Linked DNA regions of Homo sapiens: all the other regions are linked to region 3. Evidence: chromatin loops called from intact Hi-C (ENCODE). Cell type or tissue: B cell. All regions are shown on one strand.

Region 1 (8,000 bases), 170 kb after region 3:
TGAGGCCGAGGGAGGGGCCCTACCCACCCCGGGGTCTGTGTCCTGCCTCAGTGGCCCAGGGCTCTGGAGCCTTTGCCCACGGAACCCACGTGGGAAGCTCTGCGGGGACCTCCATGTCCCCATTCTGAGGAGAAACCCCAAATCCTGGCAGAGTCCCAGCCCCCACCTCGGCCCCTCATGAGGCAGGTGGGGCATCAAGGTCCCCAGGGCACCAGGCTGCACCCAGGGTAACACAGTGGGACCCGGGCAGATAGGGCCTGTGTCCTTGGCCATAGCCTCTCTGCAGCCAGACTCCATCCCCACTCCACTCTTGTCCGTCTCTCAGGGCTCCGCTGGGGAGGATGGAAAATTCCCAACTTGCATGAGTTCCAGGTGGCCTCGGAGGGGCCATGTGGAAGGACTGGGACTGGAGGACCAGCAGCCGCCTAGCCCACAGGGCCTCCATGCCACCCCCAGGAAGGGCCACAGCCCTGCCACTGCCATAGCCCCTCAGGCTCCGTCCTCCCAGGAGCCTGTGAGCTGCCTTCCCGGGGAGGGGCAGCCCCGGCCTCGTCCCACCCTGAGCCAGGAGTGGGCTTGGGCAGCTTCGCCGCTAGGAAAGTCTTTCTGACCCTGACCTTCAAGGCCCCAGTTGTCCGTACAGTCCTGGCTGCCTGGCCCCTGAGCCTCAGAAATGTCTGTTGAGCTGCCTTGGGCTGGGCCCCTGAGATGAGGGTGGAGGTGGGGAGTGACCAGGGTCGTCAGCCTGGGGCCTGCAGACCACCAAGGTGTGGCCAGCACGAGACTGGGCCCAGCAGGCATTGCCTCCCGGCCTGGCCCCATTGGCCTGTGCTCACCCATCGTGTCCTGGGTGCAAGCCCTGGCCTGGCATACAGCAGACACTCAAGGAATGCAGGCTGATGAACAACCAGGCCTGATGAAGGTGGCTGCCCTCCCACCCCCGCGCTGACTGTCCTCCGAAAACGGCTGCTCAGTGACCCTCTACCCTCAGACTGCCCCACCCCACACTGGAGGACAGTGTCCTGGGAGTGACAGTCAGATCCAGGTTCAATTGTCCCGTCTGCCCCTGACCAGATGACTTTGGGCCACCCCCTCCTGTCCCCTATGGGTGCAGCACCGCTCAACGGAAGGTTCAGGTGAGCCGCAGGTGTCCGCTGAAATTTTCTAGTAGCCACATTAAGAAAAGTGAAAATAATTTTGGTGAACTTAATTTTTTTTTTTTGAGACGGAGATTCACTCTTGTTGCCCAGGCTGGACTGCAGTGGCGTGATCTTGGCTCACTGCAACCTCCACCACCCGGGTTCAAGTGATTCTCCTGCCTCAGCCTCCTGAGTAGCTGGGAGTACAGGCATGTGCCACCACACTCAGCTAATTTTGAATTTTTAGTAGAGATGGGGCTTCACCACGTTAGGCTGGTCTCAAACTCCTGACTTCAAGTGATCCACCCGCCTCAGCTTCCCAAAGTGCTGGAATTACAAGTGTGAGCCACCATGCCTGGCTGGTGAACTTAATTTTGATAGTATATTTTATTTAGCCAATATATCCAAAATCTTACCATCTCAATATGTAATCAGTAGAAGAGTTATTCAAGAGATACTGTATTTGCTTTGGGGATTTGAGTCTTCAAAATCCATGCATATCTTACACTTACGGCACATGTCGGTTGGTCCACACCATATTACAAACACTTCCCTGCCAGAGGTGGCTTGGGGTCACCAGAGTGAACAAGTGAAGAATCCAGCCCTCGAGACCTCGTCCCTGCTGGGGGTCACTGGGCCTGGCCTGCAAAGCCCCGCAGGGCGGCAGGTGCACCTGGCCCGGGAGTCACCCTCTCACCACACGACCCCTGGCCTCTCAGATACCCCGAGATGGGTCCCTTGGCCCCTCAGGCTGTCCAGCAGCCAACAGCCCTTGCTGAGCCCCTGCTGTGTGCAGCCCAGGAAGACACTCCCCACGCAGAGCTCGCCCCCAAAGCAAACAGGAGCGGGTGACAGCTGTGCTGGTGTCCCGGGCCGCTCACGTGAGCATGGATTAGGGGCAGTCTCTATGCCTGGTCATGTCTGAGGCTAGCACATGATGGGCAGGACTCAGCATTCCCTGGCAGCTCAAGGGTGGGGCTAGGGGGCCCAAGAGCACGCAGTCGCTGCCCCAGGCCCAGGCCCGTGGTCCTGGGGGACTCTGGGCTCTAGGGGGATGGGGGCGGCGCAGTGGTTGGAAGGAAGCAGCCTGCAGAGGGAAGCCCTCACCTGCTCAGAATCTCCTATGCCTTCTGGACCCTCCAGAGCTTCACTGGTACTCCAGCCCTGCCCTCACCCTCCAGCCTCTCCTGTTAGCCCTGGAAGCTCCTGTCATTCCTGCAAAAGTGCTCTCGGCTTTCTGGCCCCAGAGCCTCAGCAGATGCTGTTCCGTCCACCTGGCACCCCCTTCCCTGCGCTCACCTCCAGTCTGGCCTGGGTCACCCCCTCCGGGAAGCCCTTGCTGACATCCCTGATTCGATGATAGTGCCTGGTTGAAACTCCCTGCCTTGTTGGGGGGCCCCAGGTTTCCAACAGACTTTCCTGGGATACGAGGTTCTCCTGATGCTCACGCTGCCCCTTCGTTCTCCTGCCCCCACCGTGGCAGAACACTGCTCGGCTGGGGACAGTCACCTCTAAGCTCATTTCCAGTCAACAGAAGACACAAGAGACAAGCCTCTCTCGACACATGAGGAATAGGCCTGGGATGGGCTCAGGAGGCCTCCAGGCACGAGGGGGACCACAGCAGTGGAGGGGGGCCTAGTGTGAGCCTTGACCCTCTGAGGCGAGCAGAGCAACTGGAACCCAGGGGCCCAGGGCAAAGCCAGCACAGGGTCCTTAGAAGAAACCATCTGTCTAATGGGGAGAAGTGAGCGCCCCATCCCCAGAGGCATACAAGCACCCACACCAGGTGATGGAAAAGGGATTGGAACTTTGCACAGGGGATTGATTTGCCCTTTTAAGGGGTACCCTTTCAGCCCTCGAGATTTAGGCACAGCCCAAGGTCAACGCCTGAAAGGGGCTGTCCCACCCACACAGGCCAAGCCCCTTCTCAGGGCCAATCATTAATTGGCACTGCTTGAGTGGCTGTTCCCACGAGTGTCCTGGCAGCCTGCCAACCTATGGCCCAGCTCCCAGCCCATGCCAGGGCACCCAGCTGGCCTCGGACATGGCTGGCCTCCCTGATCAGCCCCTCTTCCTGCTCATGACTCCCCGCAGCTGAGCCCTGGAAGGGGAACGGGGCCTGGCGTGCTTGGGGAGGAGAGAGGAGTCAGATACGCCCGAAGCTCTGATTCTCAGAAGGGATGTGGGGAACCAGGGTGAATATGGGAGGCAGCTACTGAGATTCCCGGCTAAGAAGTTCACTTTATCCTGAGGCCATAAGGAGCTACTGCAGGTTTTGGAGGAAGAGCTTCTGTTTAACTCAGCAACTAGGGCTGGTGTGGGCAGGAGGCAGTGACAGCTGCCAGGGGAGGGCCAGAAAAGCAGACCATGCTGCAGCCATAGGGCAGAGCCCTGAGGTGTATGGGGAAATGATACCAGGTTTCTGCTGAGACAACTGGCCGGGAGAAAGCTGGGGACAGGAGATTTAAGTAACGGGTGCTGAGTGTGTCAGGCCAGAGGTTCGCATGGGTCGCAGGGAATGGAAGCCATGAGCAGGAGTGAGCCTGCGGCCAATAGGGCAGAGCGGGGCGAGGGGGCCAAGGTGCACCTGGAGGAGCTGCCACTTCCCAGCTGGGACTGGGCAGAGAAGTCCAGGCTACAAGCCGGGGCCCAGAAGCCAGGGAAGAAGGGGAAAAGTTGACACCAGGAAGGTCACAAGCGGCCCAGACCAAGAGCAGTAGGGGCGATCAAGGGTGTGAGGTGAGGATGGTGGGTGTGGACAGCTCTGCCAAAATGTTTGCTTCTGAAACGCTCGGGAAAGCAACAGGGGTGTCTTAGGTGGGCTCCCTAGCAGAAGAGACTGAGACGGGATGCAGCGCTCCCAGGATCGAGGAACAGGACAGGACACACAGCCATATGCCACACAGCCTGATCCCCAGGCGAGCTCGGGGACCCCACAGTGATGCCCAGGGTGGCCCACACGTCCCTCACCCCATGTCTCATGGTCCCAAATAAAGTCCAAGCTCCCAGCCCTCTGTCGAGCAGCAGGACGATTTCCACGTCTGCCCCTCTCCTGGCGCAGCGAGGCAGCAAGGATTAGCAGGAACAGCGAGGGACACCTGATCGACGCTCAGCTCCACCACAACTCCCCGGGGGCTCGGCCGGGAGGCAGGGGCACCCACAGCTGCCTCTGAGCCCGCCAGCTCAGCGCTGAGGGGCCAGGCAGGCAGATGGGCCCTGGCATGAGTGAGCACTCGTGCCGACGCCCTCCCCACTGGGGTGGATGGGCAGCCCTGCCTGCCACAGCTGGCACCTGGAGGGAGGGAACTGCACTTGGGTGGTGGGGCCCCAGGGAGCGGGCGGTGCCACCCTCTTCGCTGTGCCAGGCGCCACCCACAGGCTGCTCACCACAAAGCGGGCCCCAGGGGCTTTTCCCCTGCGCCACCCCCAGCCCCACACCAGCGTTCCAAGCCCTGCAGAACCTAGGTCTGGCCTGTGTCCCGGCAGCTGCGGCTCTGCTCGGCTCCAGGATCAGAAGGACATGTTATGCCCATGGGCTGGGCACCCCTGCAAGCCTGGCACTCTGCCAGTTATCCCCCCCCTCCTCTGCCTCTTGCCACAGCCTGGAGGGCAGGGTACATCACTAGCCCCACTCCCATGCACACAACAGCAGTTTACTGAGCACCTGGGAGAGCCATGGGGACCCACACGAGGGCCTACTGGCTCGGAGCTCACATCACCAGTGGGGAAGCTGAGGCCCTGAGCAGCCCCGAGTGACGTGTTCAAGGTCACACAGCTGGATTCAAACCCAGGTCAGGCTCCAAAGATCCCTTTTTTTTTTTTTTTTTTTTTTTTTTTTTTCCCCTGAGACAGAGTCTTGCTCTTTTACGCAGACTGGAGTACAATGGTGCCATCTCGGCTCACTGCAACCTCTCTCCGCCTCCCGGATTCAAGCAATTCTCCTCCTTCAGCCTCCCAAGTAGCTGGGATTGTCTGGCTAATTTTTGTATTTTTAGTAGAGATGGGGTTTCACCATGTTGGCCAGGATGGTCTCGATCTCTTGACCTCAGGTGATCCACCCCCCTCGTCCTCCCAAAGTGCTGGGATTACAGGCATGAGCCACCAGGTCCGGCCCAAAAGTCACTTTTTAAAGCCCCTCTCTGGGCTCAGTCTCCTTGTCTGTAAAATGGGCATGATGAAGCCTTACCCCCAAGGCTGTGAGGACAGGGAGGGGTTGTGGCCTCAGGGGCTGTGCACAGGCAGCAGGGATCTTGCCAGCCCACCTGGCAGGTTTCGGTGATTGCTTGGTGTCCATCAAACCACTCCCCACACCCGCCCACCCACCCTGCCCTCCGGCCATTGGATTCCCCGTGCTCCACGTGTCATGCTGGAGCATCCTGCACAGTTCACTCGGCTCCCTCTACCCAGCTCCACTCTCGGAATCTACGACATTCACACAGCACTTCCTGTGCCCCAACTACCCCCTGCAGTAAGTGTTACTATTCCCTGCTCTCCAGATACAGGAATGGAGGTTCTGCCAGAAGAGGTAACGTGCCTCCCTCTACACGGCTGCTAGGCAGCGAAAGAATGGGCCCCAACCACTGCACGGCACCGCTAGCACCACCGCGCCACCAGCCTACAGGCCCAAGGGCCCACGGCCACGTCACGACGATGTCCTCCAGCCCCGAGCAAGGACCTTCATCTGCACACAGCCTGGCTCCCATTGAGGCCTCCCCTGCCCCAGAAGCAGTGGTGCTGCCTAGGGCCAGGCCAGGCACGCAGAAGGGCTCACAGGAAGGCAAAGAAATTGGCCCCCCAGGAGATGTGTGCAGAACAGCGGCCTAGGCTGGCCTTCAGTGGGTGGCCTGGCCTACTGCCCCTGGCCACAATGGCTGGGCCCCTTGAGCCCAGAGGCGCCCTTACCTACTCGGAGCTCTTGCCCGAAGACGGTCTTCTCGCCGAGGGCAGAGCAGTTCCAGCGTCCGAAGCGGAACTGGTACTGGCACTCGTTGATGCCCATCTGCGCCCCCTCCCCAATCACAATGATGGCATCGGGCCGACTCTGGCAGATGGCACGCTGCCGCGGGGCTAGGCCAGGAATCTTGTTGCAGATGATGTTGGCTCCCAGGGCCACCACGGATGACAGTGCTCTGTGGAGGGGAGGAGACAGAGGCCGTGAGACGGCGGCGGCCAGCGCCCCTCCTCACCCCCAACACCTTTCCCCCACTCAGCCTCTCAGTCACAGGCCCTGCACTAGCTCCGCCCACCAGGGCACAAGCAGATCCCTGCCCTCAAGGGGCTGTTTCCCATCAACTCACATGCGTGACCCCAGGAGACCACACCAGTTCACCCCAACTCACACGCGTGACCCCAGCCACACACACCCAGGCCTCTGAGCCTCAGAATGGAGAATCACGCAACCGCAAGTCCCACAGCTCTCCAGGCCACTGAGTCAGATACACAGCCCTTCAGATCAGACAGCATCATGCTTGGGATGTGGCAGCCGCCAACTCGGGACTGTCTGCGCTGTCTCTAAGCGGCAGACCCCAACTCCCCGACCAATGGGGCTTTCCCCTCATTTATAAATTCCCCGATGGCCCCTCCATGGCACCTGGGCCAGGCAGGCTGCTGAAAAGGCCGGCAGCCAAGCCCATCCGGTACTGACTCCAGCTCCGACCTGTGTGTAACTTTGAGAAGGCACTCCCCGTCTGAGCCTCAGTTTCCACACCCATGAAATGGGGGTATAAAACACCCATCCCCCACCACCCAACCAAAGGCTCAGACGACCACAGGGAGAAAGCCCGCACCGGGAATGGTGGCTGTTGCTGTTTTCTCTCCTGTCAGGGTGACTGGGTGCACGCAGAGGAAGAAATTAGGCCTGCAGCAAATTGAGCACCTACTGTGTGCCGGGCTTGGCAGGGGCCTTATTGCAACACTGCAGCCTTGCAGTGGTCCACTGAGGGGAACTTTGTCATTAATCTCCTAGCAACTCTCAGGACCTGAAGCCCTAGACAAGAACCCGCAGGTCACGCTCACTCTACTTCAAGTGATATCAGCGGGATTGTCATTTGTTCATTTGTTTGTTTGTTTTGAGACAGAGTTTCGGAGTCTCACTCTGTCGCGCAGGCTGGAGTGCAGTGGTGTGATCTCAGCTCACTGCAACCTCCACATTCCGGGTTCAAGCCATCCTTTTGCCTTAGCCTCCCGAGTAGCTGTACTACAGTTGCCCACCACCACACCCGGCTAATTTTTGTATTTTTAGTAGAGACAGGATTTCACTGTGTTGGCCAGGCTGGTCTCGAACTCCTGACCTCAGGTCATCTGCCCGCCTCGGCCTCCCAAAATGCTGGGATTACAGGTGTGAGCCACTGCACCCAGCCTTGTGTGTTTTTTTAATGAGGTGAAATTCCCATAACATAAAATGAACCATTTTGAAGTGTACAGTTCTGTGGCATTTAATACATTCGGTGTTGTGCAACCTCCAGCACCGTCAGGTTCCCAGATATTTCTGCCACCCCAGAAGGAAACTGTACCCATCAGTCACTCCCCGTTCTCCCCTCCCCGACCCAGCAACCACCAGTCTGCTTTCTGTTCCCATGGATTTGCCCATTCTGGATGTTTCCTATGGATGGAACCATTCATTGTGTGACCTTTGGCGTCTGGCTTCTTTCACTTAGCGTCGTGTTTTCAAGGGTCATCCACGTGGTCACAGGTCAGTGCTTCATGCGTTTGTAAGGCTGAGTGATATTCCATTGTGTGGACAGACCATATTTTGTGTATCCATTCATGGCTGGGCATTTCGGCTGCTTCCACCTTTGGACTACTGTGAGTGATGCCGCCATGAACGTGCGGGTAAGGTTTCTGTTTGAGCCTGTTTTCAGT
Region 2 (8,000 bases), 93 kb before region 3:
ACACCAAAACACACAAAAACCCAAAAAACAAAAACCCACACGAGTCGTCAGCTTGGCTGAGGACGCCATATGGCGTTTTGACTCAACCATGATTCAGCTCAACTTTGTTGAGAGAGAACATCAATTAAGTTACACTATAAAAAGCATATTTTAGAGTGTGCTGGCAATTTCCTTTATTTTTACCTATGCCATGAGCTGGAATGCTACATGGAATTGTTTGGTAAGGTGTTCTGACTCAGCTTCAAAATACAGAAGTGGTCAGTGTGAGCCACCTCATACATTCAATTATCTTAAATGCATGAAGTAGACAGGAAAGAGTTTGAGCCAGCCGAAATAAATAAAACCAATCGAAATAAATAAGGTTAGGATTGTGACCACCAGTACCCTCAGAGCAGAGTTTCTCAGCTCTTTCATTCTTCCAGTCTTTTGTAGTGGTCACTGGACCCAAGGGCTTGGTCACTGGACTGTGGGCAATGACACTCAAAAGCAAAGGAACTGTGGGACTACCAGTAGGGTGAGCTGGGCCCTGTGATGGCCACAAGCTTAGAGAAGTTATTAGAGTTAACGAGATGATCCATAAGTGGGGGATGCTCTTTCATTATAGCTATTGAGGAGTTTGTGTACTGCTTAGAACAGTGTCTGGCACCTAATAGACACAGTTTAAGTGTTAGCGTTTTCGTTGTTGGTGTCATTGTCATCATCATCATCAATGAGAATATTATAAAACTATCAAAAGACATTTAAAAAGACTTAAGTGGTAAGATACACCATTGTATTATAGGAAACCTCAATAACAAAGACATCAATACCTCCCAAATTGACCTGTGGATTCAATGCCATTCATAATAAAATTGCAGCAGGGTTTTTGCTAGAAATTCACACAGATTTTCTAAGTTATATGAGAAACTCCTAGGTTTTCTCTTACTCTCTGAACTGTCATCCCTTTAAGGCTTTTTTGTTTTTTTGAGATAGGGTCTCACTGTGTCACCTAGGCTGGAGTGCAGTGGTGCCATCACAGCGCCACCATGCCCCGCTAATTAAAAATTTTTTTTTTTTTTGGTAGAGATTAGCTCTCACTATGTTTCCCAGGCTGGTCTTGAACTCCTGGGCTCAAGTGATCCTCCTGCCTCAGCCTCCCATAGTATTGCGATTACAGGTGTGAGCCACTGTTCCTGGAACCCTTTAAGGTTTTTTTACATGAATCCTCTTCTGACTCCCCAGTTCTTAAGATCCTTCTCTATGCCCTCAGCAAAATTCCCTGTATCCTGAACTTCTGTAAACATCCATTCATCTTCTTGATCTAAATGAAATATGGCTCTGAGGACATGCCTTTCCCAGGGTTCTTGAAAGTGGGAGGCTGTTTTCTCTCCTGCACTCAGTACAATGCTTGGCTCAAAGGTGTGGTAGTTCTCCTTGATTGTCATTGCTGCTTTCAGACCTTTTTCCTCCATAGACCACTCCAACTTTTAATCTCATGACATCAGAGTATCCCTTGTTTAATCACTTTTGTGGTTAAAAGAGACCTTTGGGTCAGTCTGCCTCATTCCTTGAAGAGTTTAGCCCTGGCTCACTTTTCACTCTATTTCTTCTCCTGTCTTAAATCTTCGTTATTTCATTGTTTATATAGATTTTCCTTTCATTATCCTGACCTCGAATTTCTTTGACTTTCTCTCCCTTAGTGAGCTTGACCTCCATCCCATCTCAGACACACATTGCCATACCTTACTTAGACTTTATCCATAACTGTAGCTGCCTTCCCCCACAATCTCGAGTCCCAATCCCTGTTTTATCTTCTCTTTAGGGCCCTTGCTTCATCAAGTCTTTAACCTCACCAGGACCTACAGTCTTTTGACCCTATTTCCTATTTACTACCCCTTTTGTTTTTCATTCCCCTTCTTAATGTTCACATTCCCATCTTGATCTGGCTTAGATCCATGGATGAGTAATAAGAGCATTTTTTAATGTACATCCTCAACTCCACTGCCTCCTCTCTAAACTTTGTTATGTTTGCCTGGTAAAACTCCAGCTCTGGTCAAATCCAACTTGTTACCTTTGCGACAGTACCCAAATAGCTGAACAAGGCTAGAGAAAAACATACAGCCGTGCAGACTGCTCTCACTTTAACTTGCTGATCACTAACTAACGTGGCCCTTAATGCTACCTGTCAGTCCCGCTGTTTGCCCTGGTCCCTTGACTCTCCTGCTCCCCGAGTCAGGTATTTCATGCTCCACCCTCTTCAAACCTCCATCCCATCTCCCTCATCCTCACTCTCAGCTCTCTGAAAATAGGAGCAACTAGAAGATAATTTCCAGGAACTCTCATCACCCTCTCTGCCCACCTACTTGTATCTGTGCCCGTAGCCTGCCTTTGCTTCTGGTCTGTGGATTAGCGATCTTGCTCTGAATATGAGCTCCCCTTAAGTTTGCACTAAATTCCATTGCCTTTTGCACACATTGCTCCAGCAGTCTTCTTCTCTCCCCCCTTAAAAATCATCAGTTTTACCCTTTCTATTGGATTGCACTCATCAGTTTATAGATCTGCTGTAATTTTTCCATACTAAGAAAAATCTCTCCCTCCATTTCCCTGAGTGATAATCCTTCCCGGATCTCAGAACTCAGTCCTCAGACCTCTTCTCTTTTCTGCCTATATTTACTTTCAGAGTATTCTCACTCAATCTTGTGGCTTTAATAACTTCCGTTTGCTGGTGACTAACATTTTTCTTTAGCTGGACTTCTTTGTTTTTTTTTTTGAGACAGGGTCTCGCTCTGTCACCCAGGCTGGAGTGCAGGGGCACGATCTGCAGCCCTGACCTCCCAGGCATAAGCAGTTCTTCCACCCCAGCCTCCCTTGTAGCTGAGACTACAGGCATCCACCACCACACCCGGCTATTTTTTAAATTTTTTTTGTAGAGACAGGGTCTTACCATGTTGCCCAGTCTGGTCTTGAACTCCTGGCCTCAGGTGATCCACCCACCTTGGCCTCCCAAAGTGCTGGGATTACAGGCATGAGCCACTGCACCTGGCTTAGCTAGATTTTTCTCCTGAATGCTAGACTTGTTTATTCACCTGACTACTTCACATTCTACTTGTATTTCTACTGATCCTCTCATCCACCAGATATCCTCAGAGTACTCTTGTTTCTGTAAACAATAAATACATCTTTCAATTTATGGCTCAGGCTAAAGTTTTGATGTCATCCTTCACTCCCCTTTTTTAGACACCCTCATAAGAATCCATCATCAAGTCCTATTGGCTCTATCTTTAAAATATCCAGAATTTGATTTCTGTTTACCGTATCTGCTGCTTTCCCTCTGCTCCAAAAACAGCCCCCTAACTGGTCTCCTGCTGTCGTCTCTTTCTCCCTTTAAGATTGATTCTTTACAAAGCAGCCAAAGAGATCCTTTTAACATGTAAGTCAGATGATGTCACCCCTCTGCTCAGAACCTTCCATGGGCCGGGCACGGTGGCTCACGCCTGTCATCCCAGCACTTTGGGAGGCCAAGGCAGGTGGATCACCTGAGGCCAGGAGTTTGAGACCAGCCTGGCCAACATGGTGAAACCCCATCTCTACTAAAAATACAAAAATTTGTTGGGCATGGTGGCACATGCCTGAAATTCTACCTACTTGGGAGGCTGAGGCATGAGAATTGCTTGAACTTGGGAGGCGGGGGTTGCAGTGAGCTGAGATCCTGCCTCTGCACTCCAGCCTGGGCAACAGAGCAAAACTCTGTCTCAAAAACAAAACGAAAAAAAGAACCTTCCATGGCTTCACATCAGGATAAAAGCCAGCGTCCTTCCGTGGCCTACTGTGCCTGTCCAGGGTGGCTCTGTCTTGTCTCTCTGAGTCGCACTTCTCTTTTCTCACTGGGGTTCATTGAAGCCAGCCCTGACTTCCCTGTGACGTGCTCTGTATGCCTTTGCCTCTAGTCCAAGCTCTTCTCCCAGCAAGATGCATAGTTGGCTCCCTCACCTTCTTTGGATCTGTGCTTAAATACTACTTTTAAAATAAGGTTTAAATAATATCTTATGTACAAAATCTTTCTCTAAGCATGTAAAGACATTCTCCTTATATTTTCTTCCAAAGCCTTGCAATTTTGTCTTCCATGTAATTCCTAAATCCACCTGGAGTTACTTTTTGGGTAGTGTAAGTAAGGATCCAATTCAGTTTTTTTCTTTTTAGATTAACAGTTGTTACAGCACCTCTTCGAGCACAGTCCATCTTCCCCAGGTCTTTAATGCTATTGATAGATGCCATTTACCAAGTTACCATGTATACACAGTTCTGCTCTTGGGCTGTCTTTTCCAGTGGTTGACTTTCTGCCTCTGTGCTAATTTCACCTTTTCTTAGCTTCTCTTTCATTTTCTTCTCTTTTCATGTTTTCTTAGAGACAAGGTCTCGCTGTGTCACCCAGGCCTGAGTGCAGTGTTGTGATCATAGCTCACCATAGCCTTGAACTCCTGGGTTCAAGCAGTCCTTCTGCATCAGGCTCCCAAGTAGCTGGGACTACGAGGCACAGACCATCAAGCCCAGCTAATTAAAACAAGTTTTTTTGTTTTTTTTTTTTTTGTAGAGATAGGGTCTTGCTATGTTAGGCAGGTCTTGAACTCTCCTGGCTTCTGCCTCTCAAAGCACTGGAATTATAGGCATATGAACCACTGCGCCTGGCCGCCTTAGTTCCTTTCATTTAGCACAGTGCGTTTGTTCTGATGAAAGATGAATTTTCAATGTGATGAGGACAGTGGGAAAGAGGAAGTGTGTGGTTTTTGGGGAGTGGGGAGAGGACTGGTATGTTTGGAGCCCTTTAAAGCAGGGGTTGCCAGACCATGGCCAGATCTGGCCTACTACCTGTTTTTTTTATGACCCATGAGTTAAGAATGGTTTTTTACGTTTCTAAATGGTTGGGGAGATGATAAAGTTTCATGACACATGAAAATTATATGAATTTAAATTTTAGTTTCCACAAACAGTTTCATTAGAGCCCAGCCATGTTCACTTGTTTAGGTGTTTCCTGTGGCTGCGTTTGTGCACTGGGGGAGTTGAGAGTGTGACAGAGGCTGTTTGGCCATCAGAGCTGGAAATATTCACTCTCTGACCCTTTACAGAAAAAGTTTGTGACCCTGCAAAATGGATTGGTCTGGGTTGTCAGGACGGCTTCGGAATCCTGGATGTGACAGAAGAGGAGAGAAGAGTGTGAAAAGAAGTTTTGAGTTCTGCGCAGATTTCAAAATTTTACCCTAGGCTGTTTGTGGCAGGAGATACAGATGTTTTTATTTTCTGTTTTTGTTCAATCCTGCCCAGTCAAATCAGCAAGATTATGGTTTTAGATAACAACCAGTGATTGTTGTTTTAATCTGTGAACTTGTGTGGATTTTAATAGTTTTTCTCACTGGCAGTTGTTAAACTACTCTAAACCACATATGCCAGTTTTTAAGTAAATCTAAGGTATTAGAATAAATCTTTTAACAAGTATGAAGGTCTTAGTTGTAGCATTACAATGACTAGCATGTAGCTTTTTTTTTTTTTTCAGTAGGAGGTCCCACCTGATGATTGAACTGTAAAATGTGTGTGCATACAGTATATTAGACCTATCTAACCTGTTACATATAATCACAGGTAGTTTTCTTTAATTTTACTCAAACAGAACTTGCCAAGATTAAACCCTACAGATCTGTTCAAACTTGAGGGAAATGAAATTCTACCTTTTGTATAATTCAAAGGATTTTTTTGGTTCTGTAATGTAACATTTCATTTATACATTGTCTTCAGGGTATGCATTCCTTTGTAATAGGAATGTCTAACGGTTGAATTTTAATTGTCCTTGTAAGTACTTTCCGCCTTCTGTGAATGAAGTAGCTAAGCTTTTTAAAGTCGCTGTACATTTTTTGTTAGTTTGGTTAAAGCAGAAATGACAGCAGTTATTATTAATAACTTTTGTAATATTGGAGTGATTGATCTTTACTATTTCATTGTCGTTAATCATTACACATATTTAGCTGCATTGTCTTGACAGTGAACGTAGATTTTGCAGACAAGAGTATACTAGGACTATTCTGGATCTGTAATGCCAAATAGTTTTCTTTCAAGGCTGTAGAGAAGGTAAAGATGTATAGAAGAGTTAAATGCTTTCATAGTATTTACTGTTACTGAATAAAAGCTTCTTTGTCCTCATCTGATGAAAGTTGTTGACATATTATATTGTATAAAAATATGGTGAATAGAAGCTATAGATATTTATTATATGACTCTAGAGGAAGAGTTTTACTGACACCATTTATAAAAGGAAACACATCTAAAACATGTTCTTTGCTCTTAAGAAATTTAAAATACAGTTAATTGGGTTATAACTCCTCCCAGACCCTCAAGCTTATCCACTGTATCATTTAATGGGAAAGGAGAAATTCGATGTTTGCTTAACAGCAGTCATAAAATATCTATATGATATTCACATCTTAAAATCTGACACGTTTTTAAGTTTCTGAGTAGAGATTATATGGATTTCTTAATGGGAAAGGGAGGGTTGAGCTGATGCCTCACTTTCCCCTTTCTGTTGCTGACTCAAAGGGTACTGATTTCACTGCCTATGTCAGGCTTGATTCCTGGCTCTGAGCACAAGCTCTGTAAGTGCTTGGATTACATAGCAAGGCTGTGATGCAGTCAGGGGCCACTTTTGAGTGTGCAAACAGTCTCATCACTGTTTAAAACTTGAACAAATTCAATTAATGGGTGCCAATTCTGGGCCCTAGAGATACAGAAAAGAATAAGATAGTCTCCATTTTTCAAGGACTTAACAGTCTAGCCGGGGAGATAGGTTATATAAATCTTATCTGATGTGGACAAGTTATTCCAGTCTTATGAACAGATCTCCAGGGCTTCATAGAGGGAGTCTGTTTGTCTGGAAAAGTGGAGGAGTTTCTCCAGGTCTGAGTTTCCCAAAGGTTTGAAAGGAGATGCAGGCCAGGCGCAGTGGCTCACGCATGTAATCCCAACACTCTGGGAGGCCGAGGCGGGCAGATCACGAGGTCAGGAGACCGAGACCAGCCTGACCAAAATGGTGAAACCCTGTCTCTACTAAAATACAAAAAAATTAGCCGGGCGTGGTGGCATGCACCTGTAGTCCCAGCTACTCAGGAGGCTGAGGCAGAAGAATCACTTGAACCCAGGAGGTGGAGGTTGCAGTGAGCTGAGATCACGCTACTGCACTCCAGCCTGGGCAACAGAGCAAGACTCCATCTCAAAAAAAAAAAAAAAAAGGAGATGTAAGTTTCTCCCAGGCAGAGGATTGGGAGATTTGGAGAGGACTTTCTTCTGGTGGTGAGATATGTTTGAGCAAAGACAGAAGATTGGCGAAATCGGGGGTTTTCAGGAATCCATGGTTTACAACCTGGGGAGAGCATATGACAGTGATCACAGCTCCACATTATTTTTTCTTTATACTGCAAACGCGAATTATTGTGTGCCAAATAGATGCTGTCATGATTACTCTTTAGTCGCTATTAATAGTTATTTGGATTTCAGGAATGTTTTGGTTGGCCTTAGCTCAGTTAAATGCTTTTCATTTGGTTAAAATTATTATAAGGGCATGGTGCATATATAACAAATTACCATGTAGCATTGGGAATTATTCACAACATAGTTCATGAACTTAGTATTTATTCTATGGTCGGGAAATCATTTTTCCCATTTTCTTTAAGAATATTGCTTTTCTTCTGTCTTGTTTAGTCTGTACCATAGTTTGATTCCAAAGCTTTTGCTGTGCTAGATACCAATTTTGAGTAAAACAGATGTTACGATTGCAAGGAATGACTTCAGGGAAGACCATTCACGGGGGAAAGGTGGTTCCCATATAAGAGGCAGACGGCAAAGGATCAGGTGAAAGAAATAATTCTCGCTGCTTTCTTACAGCTGTAAATACACATTCTTAGTCATCTCAGTAGGAAAAGAGAGGCGTTATTGAAGCTTATTCAAGTTGCAGAGCTCTACTTTTACTTGACTATAGCATT
Region 3 (8,000 bases):
TAGATCTAGGATCCATTTGAGTTAGTCTCTCTATAAGGTGTGAGGGTTAGGTCAAGGTTCATTGTTTTGCAAATGGATGATGAATTATTCTAGCAGCATTTGTTAAAAAGACTATCCTTTTTTGTTCATTGAATTGCTTTTGCACCTTTGTCAAAGATCAAATGGCCCAATTTGTGTGGGTCTGTTTCCAGATATGCTATTTTGTTCGTCGATATTTGTGCCTGTCTCTTCACCATTACAACATTGTCTTTATTACTGTCAATTTACAGTAAATCTTAAAATTGGGTAGTGTGATTCATCCAACTTTATTTTAGTGATTTAATCTTCTTTACCCTTCCATGTAAATTTTAGAATAGCTTTTTCATAACTCTACAAAACTCTGCTGTGATTGTGATTGGAATTGCGTTAAATATACAGCTCTCTTTGGGGGGAATCAATGTCTTACTGTGTTGAGTCTTCCAATCCGTGAACCAGGAATGTCTTTCTATTTAGATCTTCTCTGATGTCTTTCATCAGTGTTTTCTCATTTTCAGCATGTAGATCCTGTGTATGCTTTGTTAGATTTATTTTTAGCACAGTGGTTGCTTGGTACCCATGGGGTATTCATTCCAGGACCCCTGTGGCTACCAAAAATAGATGTTGAAGTCCCTGATACAAAATGGTATGGTATTTGCATATCACCTATGTACATCCTCCCGTATACTTCAAACCATCTGTAGACTTCTTATAATACCTAATACATGTAAATGCTGTGTGCATAGTTGCTATACTGTATTTTTAAAGTCTTTTTCCCCCAAGATATTTTTGATCTGCAGTTGAATTAGTCTGACGCTGTGGAACCCAGAGACACAAGGGCTGACTGTGTATAACATGTGGTGGGGGAGCTACTGTACATGTTACTTTTTAAAAATAGCCAGTTCCTGGTTGTTCGTCTCGCATGTGGAAATATGGTTAACTTTTGCATTGACCTTGTGTCGTATGGGCTTGCTCAACTCATTCATTCTAGGAGATTTGAAAAATAGATTCTCTGGGATTCTCTACATAAACAATCATATCCTGTGAATAAGGATGAAGTTTTATTTCTTCTTTTCCAATTTGTATGCCTTTTATTGCCATTTTATGTCTCATTGAGTCACAAGCCTTATTTGATCATGCTGTGATGTCCCTGCCTGCCTTCTTCTCTGTGGGGGTTAAATGGGAACAGAACCTACTTTTTACTGAATGAAGAATTATTTATTTATTTATTTATTTATTTATTTGAGATAGGTGTCTCGCTCTGTCACCCAGGCTGGAGTGCAGTGGTGCAATCTCGGCTCACTGCAACCTCCACCTCCCAGGTTCAAGCGATTCTCCTGCCTCAGCCTCCTGAGTAACTGGGATTACAGGCTGCACCATCATGCCTGGCTAATTTTTGTATTTTTAGTAGAGATGGGGTTTCACCATGCTGGCCAGGCTGGTCTCGAACTCCTGACCTCTGGTGATCTACCCACCTCGGCCTCCCAAAATGCTGGGATTACAGGTGTGAGCCACTGCACCTGGCCTGAATGAAGAATTATTAAACCTGAAGAAACAGTAAAAAATAATCACAAGAAAAACAAAACCACAGAAAGAAAAAAGAAATGAACTGATGTTTGTTTGTTTGTTTGTTTTAAAAGACTCAACCATTGGAAGAACAAGAGAAGGATGGGTTTATCCACAGGTGTATTTCTATGTAATGATTTCCCATTAGTGGGATACTATGTAGATTTCTCATTGCAGTCCTGTCTGGGTAGAGAGAATGGCCTGTAGAAACAAATTGTAAGAAACATGAAGCCATCAAAACAGCCCCTCTTCAGGTCTTGCAGACAGAAAGAACCATTTGATGCCATGTGCTTCAGCCAGCACCATTTCAGCATGTGCATGTGTGCGCTGGCACTCTGGGAAGTACTGTGACAGCCTGCTAATGTCTGGGGGTGGCCCTGCCTTAGTAGGCATGGTGGGGCACCTGCCTCCTACTTGGCATTTCTGCTGGGGGAGTTTTTGGCCTCCATAACTCTGTGACTGTTGACCATGGCCATCTGTCCAGTAGAGTGAGAGCAGGAGCTGCACCTGTCTGGAATGGCAGCCTGTCCCTACCAGTCCCTGCATCGCTATTTTGGAGTGAGACAGATAATGCAGACACAGTGTGCGAGCAAGCAGTCCTGTGGGAGAGCTCCAGGTCTCCTGTTCCTTATGTTGGAAATGAAGTCTGCCTTACAGGCAGAGGGGAACTACTACTTTGATGTAAGAGGAGATCGCTATTAGGAAATTCCAGATGTCCACCTGACACCTCCCTGCCTCTCCAGTCCTGACCAGTGTTGTACAGCAAAGGATCCCAACTCTAGGAAATCTTCCATGTCAGGTTCCTGAAAAAGAGAAAGGATGTTTAATGTTTTTTACAAAATAAAGGCAGGGGGGCTGGACGCGGTGGCTCACGCTTATAATCCTAGCACTTTGGGAGGCTGAGGTGAGCGGATCACTTGAGGCCAGGAGTTTGAGACCAGCCTGACCACCATGGTGAAACCCTGTCTCTACTAAAAATACAAAAATTAGCTGAGTGTGGTGGCACGCGCCTGTAATCCCAGTTACTGGGGAGGCTGAGGCAGGAGAATCACTTAAACCTGGGAGGTGGAGGTGGCAGGCTGCAGTGAGCCAAGATCACGCCAGTGCACGCCAGCCTGGGTGACAGAGTGAGACTCTGTCTCAAAACAAACAAATAAATAAATAAAGGCAGGGGTCGGAGAAACACTAAAGTTTTTTGTTTGTTTGTTTTGCCTTTTCCCCATCCCTTTTTCTGGTAGTTTGTAAAACTTTAGTGTTGTATTACCAGAAGCACTTATCCACTCTGCAGATTTTAGGACTCCACCATTTCTAGAGGTGGGAATTTTGGTCTGGGGCCTTCTTTGAGAAACACTGGCCCTCAGTCCTTACCACTCCTAGAGAAGGAGGGGATGGCAGTGGGCAGGGGACAGATGTGTGCACATGGAGGACTGGGAGGGCTGGACATAACAGGAGGCTACTGGTCCTGGGCATGGGGCTGTGTCCCTGTCCCTGTGTTCACATCTGGACCTCAACATAGGGCCTGTTAGCTGAGGTGCACCCTCTCTTAAGTGGCTTCATGGAGATTTTGTAAGAAATTGAGACAAGTTGGAAAACACAAACATTGTGAGGGTTTGTAGAACGGGTGGGTGCTTGCTGAAAGTTTATATTCATTCCATATTTAGTTGTCTTTATTCTGTTCAAACATTTTCTTGTTTACTTGTTGAAGCAGGTTCAGAAATAGTTATTCTGTAGTGTCTCAGTTTTATTAAAATGCAGTTAATATTGGAAAATATGGTTAGAATTAGGTGACTGCCAAACATGGCTTTCGTCAGTGTTAGCCTGTGTAATGACACTGTTTTTCTCCTTCGTGTGACTATTTATAATAAAAATGTGACTTGCAGTATTGTTATTGAGAGAGATTTAGTGAAAAACAGCGGTTGAGTAGTTTCCATGCTTCAAGTTTTACTTCCTCATTAGTGCCTCATGTCATGACCTGGGTCTCCGATTTATTTAGCACGGTAGCACCAATAATAAATATTCTACAGCCTCTAACCTGATAGATCATTCCGCCCCTCACAGCCAGCCGGGAGGTAACATTAACATCCGTTTGCTGGTGTTTGAAACCTGGAGCTCCCGGAGATTAAGTGGAGCCACCATGGGCACCGACATCTGTGGCCACTCCACAGCCCATTGGTTCCGTCCTTGACCCACACTTGACCTGTCTGCTGGAGGGGGACCCAATTCAGGGAACCCAGGGCTGTGCATCACCACCCTTGAGCATGTCCTGTTACCTTTCTGAACTTTAGTTTTCATGTCCTCGAAATCAAGATGGTGATATACTCTGTAAGCCTACGGTTAACCAGAGGTAGTAGTTTGCAGAATAAAAAAACACCCGTTGTGTAAAGGCTTCAGTGATTGTTTCCATTTCTTTCTGTCTAAAACTTAATGTGGACCATGGTTTACCTTAATCATAAACCACCCACTTGTTGCTTTGTTAATAACAACCAATCTTTTGATAGCACTTTCCATTCTATAAAGCACTTTCATAAGCATGTCACTGAAGAAGGTGTTTAAAACGAAGATGATCATGTCTGCAGGTGTGATGCGTGACATGGATATTTTGTCTGACCACCTTTCATTTTTTACCCCTTAAAATTTTCCCCTCTCAGGAAAGTTCACACACCCACAGCCATATGAAGTTTTTCATATAATTTGCACTCCCTGATACCTTTTTTTTTTTTTAATGTCAAAGTTGGAACCCTGCTTTAAGGCAATTAAACTGATATGGAAGAGAAGTTTCTACTTGAAGGCCAAGCAGCCTGGTTTGGAAGCCTGCATGGCTCAGCTGCCCACTAGTTGTGTGATCTGGGGCAAGAGTAATTGAGCCCTAGCTTTCTCAATAGAGAAAATGAAAATCATGCATTATGTCTTGCTGCATTGCTATAAACACAAACGATAATATATGTAAAGTATATCACGTGATGCTTGGTATATGAATATCACCCAAAATACTAACTGCTGCTGCCAGTTTTTTTAAGCATTGGTATTCTAATTAAATTATGTTTTTGCCAGTGATTCTGAGACAAGAGTTTTTAAAAGTTTCTTCATGGAAGGATCTGTACCGTTTTCAGCTTTTTATTCCTATGCATCATTTTTGCACATAATTTCTCAATAAATGTATCAAGTTGAACTTTTTGAGGCAAATAATATTTATGTCATTTGAATAGTGGACAACGATGAACTTGAATGACTTTATGTATGCATGAGCATTAATTTTAAATAAACCAGAAAGCTACTTTTATATTTCGAAAAATAATTCATTTGGGTTTTCCTGTTCAAACTTTGCCATGTTACTCCTAAGTGATACCTTACTTACTGAGATGGATCAGCCTTAGGGAGAGGTTTGTCATACTTTGTTACACACTGAATAGCCTATAATTATCAAGATTATATCCAGTTAGCATAAAGTGCTGTTTAGTTTCTGTTATGTCGTTGTTACCATAGCTGGAGTCGGGTGGGTGTTTAAACCTTTGTGAACTCAAAATTCTTTAATGATGATGGAATATTTCATGTTTTAGTATTCTCTTGATCTAGAGTATATGTTCAAATGTTTTACCAGGTATGTGTTTTTTACAGGTTCATATAATATATAAAATGCATTTCTGTTCCAAGAAAAATACAAGTGGTAAACAGTTGGGAGAGAGCTTGCATATTTTCCTTTATTGTCCTGTCTGATGATTAATGCATTCAGCTATGTTCAGCCTCACGTTTAACCAGGTTAGTGTTTAGTTTGGTTAGGCTGTTTTCCTTATGAGAACAGAAATGGCCAATCCTGTGCCCTGCCTGTCTTCCAGATGGAGTCTTTGCATTGTTTCCAGATCACAGTGCTTAATGTAAGGTCAGATTTTCTTGTGAAAACAGATTTTGGATTAACTATGTCTGTGCACTTGCACGCACCCCTCCGCACCTGCCTGTTCACTTAAGCTCTAGCTGCCTGCTGGAGTCATGGTTCTGATTTCAAGATGCAAATGAGAATTGAGATTCTGCTTTATAGCCTAAAAATGCAAAAGCAAATTCCTACTGCATGAATGGTCTGCAAGTCTCCCTTTCATAGAGACCATGAGGTGTAGTGGAAAGAGCTTGATTCTTATGAGGATTTAATGTAGGGGTGAGCAGACTATGCTGTGGGCCTCTATTTGTAAATAAAGTTTTATTGGGACATAGTTGTGTTCATTTCTTTAATATTGCCTATGGCCATTCTCACACTACAACAACACAGTTGAGTAGTTGCAGTGGAGACCGTATGGTTTGCAGAGTCTTAACTATTTATTTTCTAGCCCTTTACAGAAAAAGTTTGCTGGCCCCTGACTTAATGCAATAAAAAACTCAGTAGTTTGAATCCCAGCTGTGTTATGCAATAGCTGTATGACATTGATCATGTTCTGTAACCTCTTTGTACCTTAATTTTTCCCCTATTAATGTCATTTATCCATTTACTCAGTGAGTATATATTATGAACTTACTATGTGCCAGGCCCTGCTCCAAGCTCAGGAAATACAGCAGTGAACGAATACTGGCCTTTATGGAGCTTGCGTCTCAGTGAAACTTATCTTCATGAGGATAATTGTACATGCCTCCTAGGGAGGATGAGATGAATTAATATATGATACCTGTAAAGCATAAGTAGAGTACATGCTCAGTGTGTTCGTTATTATGCTAACTATAGGGTTGTTAATGTGTAAAACAAAGTAGAACCTCTGTTCAGAGTTGGAACCCTTATAAGTCCGCGTTTACTATTCTTGAGGTTTTTACTGAAATAACGAATGATTAGAAGTAATTGGGCATATATCTGGTACAATTAGCCTAAAAAAGAGAGAGAGGAGCTTGTATGAAATTAGGATTCTCCATTAAGTGAATAAAATCGTGTCACTGAGTTCCCAGCTAAGAGCAGTCTGAGATTGACAAGATTGTTCTTGGTACACAGGATGGCTCACATGGAAAAGATGAGAATGGGAAAAGTAAACATTTGATTAATATATGAAATTAATACTAGTTTCTTTGTATACATTCAATTTTGATAATTAATTAATTTGATATTTGTACAAAAAGGTCCTAGGATGTGAGCACTCTCCATCTTGGCACTCAGGCATGTCTGGTGAGTGGAATGGATACAGAGTATCAGAGGATCTAGAAGCTCCTGATTATATGAGTTGGGGAAAATAATTTTGCTGTGTTCCTCGTTTGTAAAGTAAGGAGACTGGACTGAGTTTTTCCAGGCTCTTTTCAGCTCTTGAGTATGAGATTTATGAATTTTCTCTGTGACCAGATTCCCCAAAATAAAGCTTTGCATCGTTCTTCTCTCCTGCAAGAAGCCACCACTTCTTCCCTTTCATAATGAAGCAACACCTCTATTTCTTCATGTTTCTAAGTACAGAATGCATAATATTGGAGTAACAGGACCCTACTCATCTCGAGAAATTATCAATTTCTTCAACTTCTTAATGAGGATAATTTTCTTTCTTGGGCCTCGTATGTAAGTGGAAGTATGATTTTTGTTGGACCACATAGTCACTGAAGGCACTTTCCAGTTCTGGCATTCTGAGACTCCAGAATATAATTCAGAAGACTATAATTCAGAAGACTAAAGACGGACTGGAAGGAAGAGGGTTATGTTGGGCTTTTGTTGTTGTTGTTGTTCTTTTAAGGAGAGAAACTTCACAGCTGGGAGCGAGACTAGACTTGCTGTTGGGGTGAGTGGCCGTCTTGCAGTACGCAACCACTGGTAGTGATTTCAGGCCTCAGTAGGCATCTTTGTCATTTTTATGTGGTGTTTATGTAGTATCCTTTTTCCTCTAATGCTCTTCCTTTGGTACATAACCTTGTAGGAAAAGTTTAGATCTGAAAGCACAGATGCTGTGAAAGGACCAATTCTATATTGCCTTGCATGGTTACAGACAAGAAAGCGAAGACTTGAAATCTGTAGTTTGTGGTTTGTGATCTAGCAGAGATGAAATAGAATTCGTACATACTTTTTGAGAGTACAAAGAAAAAGAATCATTCGTACTTTATTTGGAAACATGCCATTCTTCTGGGGCTTTCATTTTTAAAATATTTAGGAATTAATAATGTGTTTCTGAAAAAAAAATCTCTGATTGATAAAGAAGTGGAAAAGTATACTCCAATGATTTTACCAATCAGGAGTCCTTGCCCTTAAACATTTGAAGTTAATGTTTTTAATATCTAAGTATTCTACATTCGTGAAATTCCAAATAAAAACGCTTATACAAACAAAAAGGCAGACTGCATCATCTTTTTTTTTTTTTTTGAGACGGAGTCTCGTTGTGTCACCCAGGCTGGAGTGCAGTGGCACGATCTTGGTTCACTGCAACCTCCACCTCCCAGGTTCAAGCGATTACCCTGCTTCAGCCTCCTGAGTAGCT

Evidence for each region. Hi-C counts contacts between places; a loop is a spot of excess contacts. Peaks named below come from ENCODE experiments on the same cell type or tissue, not always from the same donor. Only the 100,000 strongest peaks of a DNase experiment are listed, where the experiment ranks them.
Region 1: it touches region 3 in a loop (3-fold over the local background); 2 of 110 quality-filtered maps call a loop at or near these places.
Region 2: a loop joins it to region 3, with 2.4 times the contacts of the local background. A loop is called at or near these places in 4 of 110 quality-filtered maps.

Annotation. Positions count from the first base shown.
Region 1 is chr22:45,943,879-45,951,878 of GRCh38, forward strand. It overlaps WNT7B (Wnt family member 7B), which reads right to left. Exons shown (of 4, transcript NM_058238.3): 2 at 6,042-6,268. Among named protein-coding and RNA genes, the nearest start is that of WNT7B, 29 kb to the right of the region's middle. In B cell, no CTCF peak of the experiment used is centred here; DNase peaks (open chromatin) are centred at 3,603 and 4,393; H3K27me3 peaks cover 198 bases.
Region 2 is chr22:45,679,586-45,687,585 of GRCh38, forward strand. All of the region lies in intron 1 of ATXN10 (ataxin 10), which reads left to right. Among named protein-coding and RNA genes, the nearest start is that of ATXN10, 12 kb to the left of the region's middle. In B cell, no CTCF peak of the experiment used is centred here; DNase peaks (open chromatin) are centred at 3,856, 4,306 and 4,716; H3K4me3 peaks cover 420 bases; H3K27ac peaks cover 2,447 bases.
Region 3 is chr22:45,772,217-45,780,216 of GRCh38, forward strand. The region is part of intron 9 of ATXN10 (ataxin 10); the gene reads left to right. Among named protein-coding and RNA genes, the nearest start is that of MIR4762, 16 kb to the left of the region's middle. RefSeq lists a silencer at 5,420-5,479. In B cell, no CTCF peak of the experiment used is centred here; a DNase peak (open chromatin) is centred at 3,515; H3K4me3 peaks cover 1,084 bases; H3K27ac peaks cover 1,516 bases.